2 separate regions of the Homo sapiens genome follow, and region 1 is linked to region 2. A link is a contact called in ENCODE POLR2A ChIA-PET data. All regions are on one chromosome and are shown on one strand. Each heading gives the region's core, a stretch centred on a gene start or an enhancer-like site at or near the end of the contact. The rest is flanking DNA. Distances are from core to core; before and after follow the strand shown.

What was found. ChIA-PET counts read pairs that join two places held with the same protein, here RNA polymerase II (POLR2A).
Region 1: POLR2A ChIA-PET joins it to region 2 with 12 read pairs in B cell. The contact joins the enhancer-like site here to the promoter of SRBD1 in region 2. POLR2A ChIA-PET finds 5 or more read pairs at or near these places in 2 of 52 experiments (B cell and GM12878).

The regions. Positions count from the first base shown.
Region 1 is chr2:44,707,195-44,709,894 of GRCh38, reverse strand. CAMKMT (calmodulin-lysine N-methyltransferase) reads right to left here. Exons shown (of 11, transcript NM_024766.5): 6 at 2,433-2,496. Among named protein-coding and RNA genes, the nearest start is that of LINC01833, 230 kb to the left of the region's middle. Within about 2 kb of position 1,419, at least 2 of the 41 ENCODE cell types and tissues checked have a DNase peak (open chromatin) inside an H3K27ac peak, as active enhancers do; they include B cell, where a contact is called at or near this core.
Region 2 is chr2:45,609,912-45,612,611 of GRCh38, reverse strand. It overlaps SRBD1 (S1 RNA binding domain 1), which reads left to right and starts at 1,345. Exons shown (of 21, transcript NM_018079.5): 1 at 1,345-1,393. RefSeq lists an enhancer at 1,525-1,694.

The DNA of each region.
Region 1 (2,700 bases), core at 170-2,669, 900 kb after region 2:
CCCATTAAGAATAATTAGCAGCTTTACTAACAGATTTTCTGGCTTCTGGCAATGTTTCTCCCCCTTTTTTTGTTGACATCCACTTTTACTTCTTAGAAAGTAATTTTTGAATAATATCCTACAACTGCTATATAATTTAGACTTCCTAAAATTTTAAAGGAAAGATGTAAACAGTAATTTTTAAATAAGTTTGTTTCAATCTATATGCATCAATAGTATGTGATTCAGTGAATTAGTTATTCTTACAGAAAGTGGGCATGCAAATAGAAAAAAAAATCATTCATATTAACCTCAGTCAGTAAAACAGATGACAACGAATGCCAATTGTAAGCTCTGTTAGCAAATCAAGAATAACATTAGTATTAAAAGCAGGAAAAACACATTGCCAATTTTAAGGCTTTATGCATGCTTTTTCTCTTAATTAAAAAAAATTAGATCTGGTTACAACAGAAAAAGGCATACAAACACAGAACAACTGCATGGTAAAAACGGAACTCCATCAGGAAAGTCCTAAGAGATGAAATAAAACACACTACCAGTTTTGGTCTGCATCCTGAAAAGACCTACTTTATCTACTTTGTAAAGTTCTTCCCCTCCTGCCCTTTGGCACCCCGCTATATTAAACCCATTGTAAAACCCAGCACAATAAAGCACTCTCAGGGCTGAGCTTCTGAGGACCAAATGTTAAAAATCCATTTTCTTGGGAGGGGGCTGTACCAATCATTTCTTTGAAAGGCCGGCAGAATGAATACAGAATCTGAGATTTCCTCTCTGATTTCAAAAGCTGGCATGGCATCTTTGTTGTTTAAAGCAAAGGTGTGTTAATTAATGACATTAGCATTGCTTCCCTTCTTTGGAAGCTCTGTAGTTTAGCTCAATAATAATTTTAGAACAATTAGACTTACATACTGACTACAGATGTTTCCCATAGTTTGATAAAAGTTCTAATTGGTTTCTGACGCTATTAAATAAGACACCTGCTGACTTGAAAAAAACCTTAGGTTACCGGGCCCAAGCTGAAAGTTTCTGTGGCTAAAATAATCTTCTCTTGTCCAATAATCCTGCTCCCCCCACCCTCTAAAAATTCTCTGGGGCTGAGCTGGCATACCTGAGCTTCCTCTTGCTCTGTATTCCCTGACATAAGGAGGAGGAGCACAGTGAAATGATACATGGATACATGCACGAAATAACTCAGAATAAAGCAGAGTGAATGAAAAAACATCTGCTCATCTTCAGGAATATTTTGAAAAACTTGAGACAGTCTCAAGAACGTGATTAAAATCCTGCATTTAAAAAAAGGAAGCACCTTTTGTGATCTCCTTCCCTTGTGTGAAAGGCCAAGATTGTGATTGGCTGTTTTTCCTTCCTGAATTTTTTTTAAGTCTGTCAGGCAATTAGCTGGGTGGGGCTCTGTAGAGCATACAAGTGTTACTGAACAATATTAGCTACTGTGCTTCTCGTTCCTCCTTTCTCCTGTTTGAGCAGCTTGATGAAGCTGCTGCATATTTTGAAAAAATCATATGGCAGAAGTCGAAAAAGAAAATCAGAAATAGATTGTATGTAAGATGCCACAGAAATCAAAACTGCTTTGGCAGTTTAGGAGCTTAAAATTCAAATAAGTAGATTGTCTCCCTCATAATGTAAATGTAAGGCACACCAAAAAAAAAAAAAAAAAAAAAAAAATCCAAAGCAAACATATCTGCCACTTTTCCTCTCAGTTTCTAACAGCTGTTAACTGCCCCTGAACAAATCAGCTCGACTGCTAAAGTAGCTACATTTATGCTTGCTTTCTTAGTTAAAGTACAGTTCAATTTTCATGAACTCTGTGTACATATTAGTAAAGCATAATCTAATGGAGTTTGAACTGCAATAGCATAGCAGAAAAATAGAGATAGCTTGTATAATCCTAAATAAAATCCTAAATAAAAGGAAATAATGAAGAACTGACAGCTGTTCCAGTGGGGGATATAGGTACCCTCAGCAATTAGACCAGGCACAATATTATACAGTACATACAATATCAAGTGTATAAATGTAATAACAAACATGAAGCTGGAAGTTAATATTTGCCAGCAATATCCAAATACAATAAATACCAAATAATTTGTTTTACACTGGCAAATTCCAATGGAAATAAAAGAACAAGAATGCTTGAAAATTATTATGAAACAAATTTTCTTATTGCCTCGGGAGGTCCACAAAAATAGGCTCCTTTCATGAGAGATGTCTATAAAAATCTATGGAAAGAAAAAAACCTACGGAGTTGTATGCAAGGAATTCATATATTTCTACTTTTTCTTAATTACTTATCATGTATGTAGGGGGGAAACTCTCTTTTAATACCCCATGCTGTCTTTCTTTATATCAATTGTTACTCAGCCAGGAAAAAGGAATGAGCACAACAAACCCGTTTTCTATCTGAATAAGGATACTTCTGATGGCCTTTTCATTCCCATCAGTTAACAGAACTTCTTTGACATCTGCAGAAATAGCAACCTGAAAAAAAAAAGGGAGCACAGCAAACAATGAGCAAATATGCTTGTCTGTGTGGAAGTGAAGACAGGAGTGACAAGCCTTCAGTATCATGCTTCCTCACCTATTTCTCTGTAACAATCTTCAATCTTTTTTCATTTTATGTCTGCATTATTTTAATCATTCAATCAAATCAGTCAATACTTTTATCATTCCATTTGCGGGAGC
Region 2 (2,700 bases), core at 96-2,595:
GTAGTGTGGCTACTACCTGCATACCCAACCCTTGAAGCTAGACTGTTTTGCTTGGGTGTCTGTTTCCTCTGGCTGTATCTGGTTCCTACTCTTGGTCGTAAATTCCTCCAGGGCAGGACTTATGTCAAAAGACTTTGCAGTATATTAGTTCACCTTTACCCTTACTACCTCTGCAATGATTGGAATGTCCCCTTCAAAAATTCAAGTTGAAACTTGTCATTGTAATAGTATGAAGAGGTGGGACCTTTAGGAAATGATTAGGTCATGAATGAGTTAATTCCATTATCACAGGAGGGTTAGTTATTTCGGGAGTCAATTGGGTTCACATGCCTCCCCCACCCCTACCCCAGTATGATGCCCTCCATCATATTTTGACACAACAATAATGCCCTCTGTCTTGGACTTCCCAGCCTTCAGAACTACAAGCCAAACAAATCTCTTTCTTTATAAATCTACCAGTCTATGGTATTTGGTTACAGCAGCAGAAAATTGACCAAGACAACCCCTTACCATAAACCTGAGTAGCAAATGCAACATCAAAAGTAGGTGAATAGTAAGTAGTACATTATTGTTGTTGATTTCTATGATCTGGTTTCTCTTCCCACAATCCTGAACGGTAAGGTGTTCTCTAGTATTTCTTCAGGACCATAAATTGTGAAGGAGACTGTGATTGTAGTAGACAATTCTAGGCCTTCTGGAACCATCACTAAAGGCAACATACGACTGTGCTAATTAAAAGGAAAAAAAAATCCCTAAACAATCTCGGAAACTGATCTTTCCTGGCCAACAATCTCAGATATAGAAGATTAGATTTACTAAATTTAGAAAGAATCCTTTTTTTTTTCCCCCAATCACAAAAATTATCCAGTAAAATCTATGCTCACTTCCGGTAGATCTGCAACAAGGCACGGTCACAGGTCATTTCAATAACTTGCTAGGCTCTTCAGTACTCAGAGTCCCTGGAAATAAGTCATTAGCAGTGGAAAGCTGCTTTTTAGAATTTTCTAAAACAAATCCATGGGGTTTTGATCTGCTAAATTCGAATGTAGACAACAGCAGCCTTATTTCCCTACTTTTATAATCTAATTTATTTGGCTGTATCTGTGGGCTTAAGAGTTTAGTGTTCTTGGTAAATAACACGTAAAAAAAAAGTCATTTTTCATTTCTACGAACCAGCCCCACCCCGGCGCTCCCTCGGGATCCTCGCTCTAGCCCCGCCTCCGTCCAGCCTGGCTCCGCCCCGTTCGGTAGCGCCGCGCCTTGGAGGTCTGTGGCTAACTTGGTCCGGAAGAAGCGAGGCGGACCTTCTGGCGTTTGAAAAACTTCCGGCGGGAACCGGAAGGTGCGGTGGCACTCACGGAATCTCGGGTCTTCTGACGTGCCGGGCGGGAAGGTGAGCTGTGCGTGCGCCTTGGCGGTCGTCTTGCGGGTTCTCAAGAGCCCGGCGTCCGGGCTCCGGGATCTTTGGGGCCATTAAAAAAGTTCTGAGCGCTCATTTGGGCAATAACACCCCTTTTTTAAAAGTGAGAAGTTCATTACATTTTACTGTCAGCGGTCTCTCACAACCGACCACCCGAAAACCCCTCCTAGCTACCTCGTGACACCTCTTTTCAGCCAAATTGCTGCAGCTCTTAGCGCATAACAGACATAGAAAAGCCTGGGCAAGCCTGTTTTTTTTTTTTTTGAGACGGAGTCTCCCTCTGTCGCCCAGGCTGGAGTGTAGTGGAGCGATCTCGGCTCACTGCAAGCTCCGCCTCCCGGATTCACGCCATTCGCCTGCCTCAGCCTCCCGAGTAGCTGGGGCTACAGGCGCCCGTCATCACACCCGGCTAATTTACCTGGATTGTTTTTATACCTAAAATTATCGGAGGTGGGAGAGGAAGCACCCTTTTCACGGTCATGGTGGCCCTGTCTGAATCAACTGCACCTTCTGTAGTGCGCCTGGCATGTAGGAGGCGCTCAGTAACCGGAGGAAAGGAATGAATTGGGAACTCTCTAGGCAACTTTCCTCGAACCCCTCACGTGACATGTCATTAACATATTGTGTGTGGAATGGGAAACGAGACTAGTCTTGGTGTTCCAGGCACTGGGCTATAGTCCTTTGCCACATATCTTTCCCCTTTGAGTAAACTGTTTCACCTCATTGGGTCTCAGATTTCTGAATATAGCGGGACTGTCTGATCTCAGGTTCTTTCAGCTCTAGTATTTTGTTTTTGTGACTTGGGAATCTGCTAACATTCAAGCACTCTGTTGGTCCTTCATGGAAACTTGTTTAGGTGCTTCTTAAGAAATTGTCCTCCTTTGTTTGCCTTCTTGAATTTAAATTTTTTTTTCCAATTTTAATTTAGTATTTGTTAGTGTGCACGTCCTTTTGCCCCTTTGTCCTGATTTGCAGTCGTCCTAGTTTAGTGGCTCTTCCCTTAGTAACATCATAGCAACCTCCAAATTATTGGTTTGGAATATGCTCATGTGCCTACAGTGATTAAGATAGTTTGAAAGGAGGGAAAAATCCCAAGTCACTGAAGAATAGGAATATTCTTATGTGCCATCACTTCTTCAGAAAGAGATGAATGCAATGTGTGGCATTGCCTAAGAGTGGTGGAAAATAAATGTATATTCCTCTGTAGAGACCATATTTGTACATATTATGTTCATTTAATAGTTGTAGGGCATCTGTTAAGTGCTAGGTTCTATGATATG